2 separate regions of the Mus musculus genome follow, and region 2 is linked to region 1. The links are chromatin contacts, found by POLR2A ChIA-PET in ENCODE. All regions are on one chromosome and are shown on one strand. The core of a region is the stretch at or near the end of the contact, and the rest is flanking DNA. Distances in the headings are between cores, read along the strand shown. Region 1 holds the start of 2810410L24Rik (RIKEN cDNA 2810410L24 gene). Region 2 holds the start of Cep131 (centrosomal protein 131).

Region 1 (3,364 bases), core at 628-3,127:
CTATGCACTGGGCCTCCTGTGCTGCTGAGAACCTCAGTGGAGGCTCTAAGGCCAAGAGAACTCCTTCACATATGACTCTCCAGGGCATCTGCTTAGTTTCAGTCCACTGAGCACAGCCCAGGAAGAGATTGTCTCCACAGACTCCCACCCATCACCCTGACAGAGATCCCAGAATTCCACAGTTTCCTCTGAGAGGCTCTCCTTGGAGCCCTCCTGCCGGCCAGCAGTTTCCCTCCCATGCTCCCTCTTGCAGGAGCAGTGCCCTGACTTGTCTCCCAGGCACTCTTCTTGTTCTCTAGTTGTAATGGATTTTAAAACTTTTCTATCATTTCTAGGGCTTGAGGGTGGGAAGAGAGGCTATTAGGAATTATCTTGACCACTATCTTGATTCAATCCCTCTTGGTCTAAAAAAAAAAAATCAGTTTGTGTCCACCCTGGGGTGCTTAATCCCTGGGAGCTGAACTTCAAGGTCGATTTGATCACCACGTCTGTGGTTTGCAACCATAGCCGGACAAGTCCTAGATCCTGAGTGCTGCAACTTGCCCTTCAGTTAGCTACAGGCCCTCTCAGGATCCCTGGACTTCTGAAAAGAGGAATTTCAAAACAGAGCCATAAAGGTGGCTGAGTACTGCCTTCAGCAACAGGGAATTAGATGTTAGCTTCTGTGACAACCTCCTGGGAGATGCTGGGATTGATAGCGCTCAGGTGGAGCCCTGCAAATCCAGGGTTGTAATGTACCTCATTTACCTCCGGGGCTCATTTTACCATCGGCGGCACCAGATTACAGCCCCTACATCAGGTGGTTGTTTTCCTTTTCTTCTTGGTTTGCGGATTTCACTTGGAGCCAAGATGCAGAAAGGGAGAAAAGGTTGGGAAACACCTCCAGGTCTGAGACCAGGACAAGGCGGTGAACTCAAGAGGAGACACCTGCCTGCTCCTGTAGGTATGGCTTGGCTCTTGTTTGTCTCCTGCACTTGCTGCCCTGGCGTGGCTTGGGGCACACTTGAGATGTATCTTTCCCTGTCTGTCTGGGGCAAGCCAGCAACAGCTCTCTGGCCGTGGTCCACTTTAGCCTGAATATTTTTCAGCACTCGATATTTCTCCGCTCAGAAAGCAAATGAGTCGCTGCCCACTAAGGTGGTCCTGGGGCAGTGGCCCCCAATCCTGTAGTCCTTCCTGAGAGGGCCTATGCACCTCTGCCCCTGAACTCAGAGACGCCTTGAAAGCTGAACATCACATTATTACCACTCGATCTCAGAGAACCTTCCTGACTTCTGGGGATGTTGCACACCCTGAATTTCAAAGTTCAAGGCACTGCGTGTCCCGGGTGCAAGGGGCCATTCTAAAATCAAATCCCCTGGGGCTTCCTCTCCCTAGAGTCCAGATATGATTCCCTTACACTTCCTTCCGGATTTGGGGGCATCTTTCCAGATAGTGGAAAGGAATCCAAAATTTGTAATTCCACGGCGGAGCCAGCTCGAAGCTGCAGACACTCTCGGCCTCAGAGCCCAGATCCTGAAAAGCTTACCAGTTTACCGTATCTTCTCGGGGAAATAGACCCTCCTCTTCGGCCACACCTCCTGGATCATCTATTGGCCAACCTGAGCACCGCCCACGCGATGCCATTGGTTTGCACCGGCTGCCCAGACAAAGGGAGCGGCCGCTGCGGGAGGCGATGGGGCGGGGCTAGGCGGAGGCGCTGGGGCAGGCGGGGACGCTGCCCTCATGGAGGCGGGGCGGGGGCCTCCACGTGGGTGGGGCTGGGCGCCCTCCCCACCCCCACGAGGGCCGCGGCCGTGGGGCGCTGGTAGCTCTCCCGCCCCTCCGCCCTGCACCCCTCCCGCCCTAGGGCTCTTTCCTGGACTGCGGCTGCAGCCTTCTCTTCCCGGAGGGCTCAGAGTTCGTCCCCTTTTCGCGATTGGGAACGTGGACACGCCGGAGCCTGGATGCAGAAGGGCGCGCGGGAACAGGGAGCTGGTGCGCGAGCCGCAGCCCAGCGTCCAGGCCGCCCCACTCTCTGCTGATCCAAAGGACTAGGGAAACCCTGCGCGCCGACGGTGGCCTGGACGTTGGCGCGGGCCCTGGCGCTAAAAAACGGATCCCATTTCCAGAAAGGCGGGCCGGGTATCCCGCTCCTGCCTCCTGGAGAATTAGCTCGGCGGAGGTCGACCAGCCGGGTAGGGAGGGAGGGATGGAGGGACAGGCCTAGGGTCGACCAGCCGGATAGGGAGTAGCTTCTGGGAGCTCCCTTGCCTACGGAGGGCCGGTGAGGCTGCCCTCAGAGCGCCGCCAGGTACGTGCTTTTTCCTTGTTTCCCGCGCGCCCAGAGCACACTCTGGGGAGGGAAGGAATAAAAACCCAGCTGGTGTGTAGGAGATTTTCGCACCAAACGTGTCTTTCTGAGGGGTCCTGGGACGGTAGCCGAACTCGGGGTAGCCTCCTGAGCTGTATTCTGGAATCCCTACTGGGCTCTCCACCACCCGTAAGACGGGCTTGGAGCCAGTTCCTGTGGAAATGCGCGTCACTTTCTTCAGAGGCCCACGAAATTCATCCAGGACTCCATGGGTACTACAGCAAGATGGCTCTGTTTCGAAGTGGTTCATACAGTTATCCCCCAACCCGGAAACCTAGAATTCTCGTTTTCTGAACCGGGATGTTTACTTTAGGGAAACCTGGTCTTGGCTTCTGCTGCGCGCCGGGTGTCTAGGAACGAATCCCTCCTGGATCCGGGAACCCCAGATTTGCGGGGTTAGGAGATACCCTCAGAGTTGTGGTTTTTTGTTGGTGGTGGTTTGTTAAGAGCCTGGTAGCTGAACTGGAGCGGGCCCCGTCCCCTCCCCCATACCCACTTCAAACAAAAGAGCTCCTCCGAGAATATTTTTTAAGGGGAAAGCGCTTCTGAATGTGGACCCTCAGTTCTCCCCGCCCCCCGTTCCGAGGAAGGACAAGGGTTTTATATGTGTGTTTAAAACAAAGGCGAAGCTAGACGCGAGTTGCCGGGAAAGGGCCGCTTTTATTTTAAAGTTCTTGAAGAATTCACTTTCTTTTCTCCCAAGTTAGCTGCAGCTGAGCCAGAAGCGTCCCCACTGGCTTACCCGATAGTGGGATTTTACACGGTGTCGGCTAAGGGTGGCTTTGTGAGAAGACCATTTCAGAAGAAGAAACGGGGCTCTGGCTGGTGGGGTAGAAACCCCTATGGAATGAAAAGTACTCCCAGTCTCTTTGAGGAAGATTGCAAAGTAAGGTGGGTTGTTTTTCTTTTGTCCCATCCTTCCCACCCCTTAAATTAGAAGAAAAGGCCCCCAAGCGTGCAGCACCAGGTGGACGTTTGGAAGCTGCGAGTGGAATCTCGTTTAAAAACTTC
Region 2 (3,364 bases), core at 565-3,064, 100 kb after region 1:
AGGACCCAAACACTCCAAGAGCGGAAGGAACAGACACCAACTGGGACATTGTCTGGACAGTAACTAGAAAACATTCTGGCAGTTTCTTAAATAGCACTGATTTCTGCCCTAAGAATTTGCAGAAGATGGGAAAACCTGGGCTTACACAAAAGCCAGCAAGTGAGTGTCTACAGCTGCTTCCATCGTGTGAACTCTCGCTTGGAATAGTTGCTTCCTGGGGCATTCTAAGAGTCAGGTGACATGTTGGCTAGGACAGCAGAATGAATCCTCCAGCTTTGGGGTGGTTGGGGTGGGGATTTAGGAAGACACTCTGTGCCATCTTGTCTCTGACTTTCCTCAAGAGACAAAACAAAGGGTCCCAGCCAGCTGGTGCCTGAAGCAGCTGGGATTAAACAAGGAATGGCTCTGTAGGGTGTGGCGGAAGGGTGACTAAGTCTGAATGGGTGTTTACCCGACACCAAAGGATGTGAATTTTGATATGTATAAACCAAATCTTTCTCTTAATTTTAAAAAAGAAGCCACCGTGAGCGCATGCCTTTAATCCCAGCACTTGGGAGGCAGAGGCAGGTGGATCTCTTGAGTTCAAGGCCAGCCTGGTATACAGAGTGAGTTCCAGGACAGCCAAAGCTGCACAGAGAAACCCTGTCTCGAAAAAACAAAACAAAACAAAACACAAAACAAACAAACAAAAAAGGAAGCCACCATCAGTGTTTAAAAGCACCTACTATGCTGAGTGGTGGTGGTACACACCTTTAATCCCAGCACTTGGGAGGCAGAGGCAGGTGGATCTGTGAGTTCAAGACCAACCTGGTCTACAGAGGGAGTTCCAGGACAACCAAGGCTACATAGAAAACCCTGTCTCAAAAAAAAAAAAAAAACCAAAAAAACAAACAAACAAAAAAAAGCACTTGTATAGGACCGGGTTTTAGTTCCCAGCACCCACATGGCATCCTACAACCATCCATAACTCCAGTTTCAGGAGATCCAGCACCCTCAACATGATGCAGAAACTTACACATAATAAATCTTAGAAAGAAAAGATGAAAGCCAGGTGTGGCGGCACTTTGCCCGTAATTCCAGATTTAGGAGGGGAAAAAAGCAAAGGATCAGGAATTCCACGTCATTCTCAGCTATATAGTGTGTTCGAGGACAGCCTGGGCTACGTGGTATATGAGATGCTTTCTTAGTGCAAAAGTGGCTGAGGTTCAATGGCAGAGTCCTTATTTAGCACATGCAAGGCCCTGGACCACCATCCTAACTTACCACACACACACACACACACACACACACACACACACACACACACACGCACGCACGCACACACGCACTCACACGCACGCACACGCGCTTGTTCATAAGATTAATATGCGGATAATTTTTAAAGCATTTGAGTTTATAACATTGTTATTTAATGTAACTTCTGTTGGAGAGGCCATCTGAGCTTGTGGGTCCCGAGCCCTTTGGCAGACAGGAAAGACCACATCTATACACTTGGAGACTCCGACAGTGTCTTTGAAAGCAGTTAGGAAAGATTGGGGATAGGAGGCATCATTGCGCGGTCCTGCCAAGGCACCGGAGAGGCCCAGGGCTGCGCGGGGGCCTCAGAGGGTGCCGGGACCCGCAGGCTCCGCCTCCTTAAAGCCCCGCCCCTCTGCCTGCCCCACTCCACTTTGGCTTTCGGCAGCTCCTCCCACTCCGGGACTTACAGGACAGCCTAACGGCCCAATGAACTACCCGAAGATCAGGGCGGGCGTCCGGAGAGCCAATCCCTGAGCGGCGCGCGCTGCAAAGGCGGGCCGGCGTGACGGACAGCGGAGGAGGCACCAGGCTGGTTGCTAGCCGCCGCCGCCGCCGCTCGCCCCTGCGGACAGCGTTTTATTGTCACCCACGGCGGAGGCCGCGCCAGCCCCGTGGGGCCCCGGGTGGCTCTGCAGCCGCGCCCGCCAGGCCGAGCCCACGGGCCCTGCGCCCCAGGCTAGGTCCGCGCAGGTGAGGGGCGTCTCGCGGTGAAGGGTCGGGCCCTGCAGCGAGGTCGGCCTGTGCCCAGTACCCCCAGCCCCGGAAGGTCGCCGTGGGCTCCATTCGGGCGGCCCGGAACCCCTGCCTTAAACCTCAAGAGACCTAGGGGATGCGGGTCGCCCGCGGAGGAGCACAGCAGTGCGCTGCTCAAGGGCTCTGCCTCTGCGAGTCAGCTGGCCCCCGAGGGAGCAGGCTCCTGCCCCTCCGGCTCCTGCGGGAGGCGCGGTTTTGTCCAGGGTGAGGCTGGCCTCCCCAGCCTCCGGCCATCTGGCTTATAGATTTCCATGGAGAGGCTATGTTTACCGCCCAGAACCTCACTGGCTGCACGTGGTGCTGGGAAAGCTATGTCCACCAGACTTAGGAGCTTAGGATCCACCAAGGTGTAGCCAGTGCCAAGAAGGGCAAGGTATTAGGTTTCACCTACACAACCAGAAATGTGTAACGGGGACACTGGCCGGACTGATGGCAAAGCAGCCTCAGAGTAGGGACACTGCCCCCTACTACACACATCTGGATGTCAGTACCAAGGCAGCTTGACTTTGGACCATGGTGAGTGTATGCTCCTGGCTCCCTGACTCTGAAAGGGGATTGTAATCACTTAGCAGTTGTCCCATGTCCCATCTCCCAGGTCTCAGGACCTCAGTGCCCTCCACACATCAGGACCTAAGACTGTGTGGTCCCTGTCCTCTCAAGGGAGTCCTAGAGAAAGCAAAACAGTTGGTAGAAGAAAAGCTGATGGTGCTGTGGAGGCAGGGGGATTGCAGATGCAGTGGTGTGCTAGGATGCACTGCCAAGATTTGAGGAACAGCAGGGAGGGAGGCAGGCTTAGTTAATGCACAATGAAGTGCTTATAGAAAACAGGGTCAGAGCTGGACTTCTCAGGTACTCAGATTTACTCTGCCATCCTGAGAAGCCATTTCCCCTGTGGGTATAACCTGAGCTGAGAGCAGTGTGGAAGTATTGGGTGATGTGAGCACGGGCCCTGGCCGGATAGCCTGCTGTACTTGTGCAAAGCTCAGGGATGGAGAGGGTGTATAAAGGAGAGAGTCTGGGGCAGAGTTCAGGGCGTCTTGGGCTTTCAGGGATGAGAAGAGCCAGTGGGAGACTGCAAGAGAGAGCACCCTGCAAGGGAGGTATCAGGGTGCCTCTGAAACAAGAGAACAGCTGCCAGGTCCCCGGAGTTCATGGATGCTCTGTGGTGACGCAGGGACTTGGGAGTCCACATCCTACTAGGGTAGCTTGAAGCTGTTGCAGGATCTCCAGGATCCAACCTCAAAGCCACATGTACCTCAGGATAGCCCAGGAAGATGCACTTTTTTTTTAATGTAGAGAATGTCCTAGGGCT

Evidence for each region. ChIA-PET counts read pairs that join two places held with the same protein, here RNA polymerase II (POLR2A).
Region 2: POLR2A ChIA-PET joins it to region 1 with 13 read pairs in Patski. The contact joins the promoter of Cep131 here to the promoter of 2810410L24Rik in region 1. POLR2A ChIA-PET finds 5 or more read pairs at or near these places in 2 of 5 experiments (Patski and embryonic stem cell).

The regions. Positions count from the first base shown.
Region 1 is chr11:120,188,369-120,191,732 of GRCm38, reverse strand. 2810410L24Rik (RIKEN cDNA 2810410L24 gene) reads left to right here and starts at 1,877. Exons shown (of 3, transcript NR_030682.1): 1 at 1,877-2,293; 2 at 3,057-3,244. It also overlaps Gm9734.
Region 2 is chr11:120,085,277-120,088,640 of GRCm38, reverse strand. It overlaps Cep131 (centrosomal protein 131), which reads left to right and starts at 1,814. Exons shown (of 26, transcript NM_009734.3): 1 at 1,814-1,989.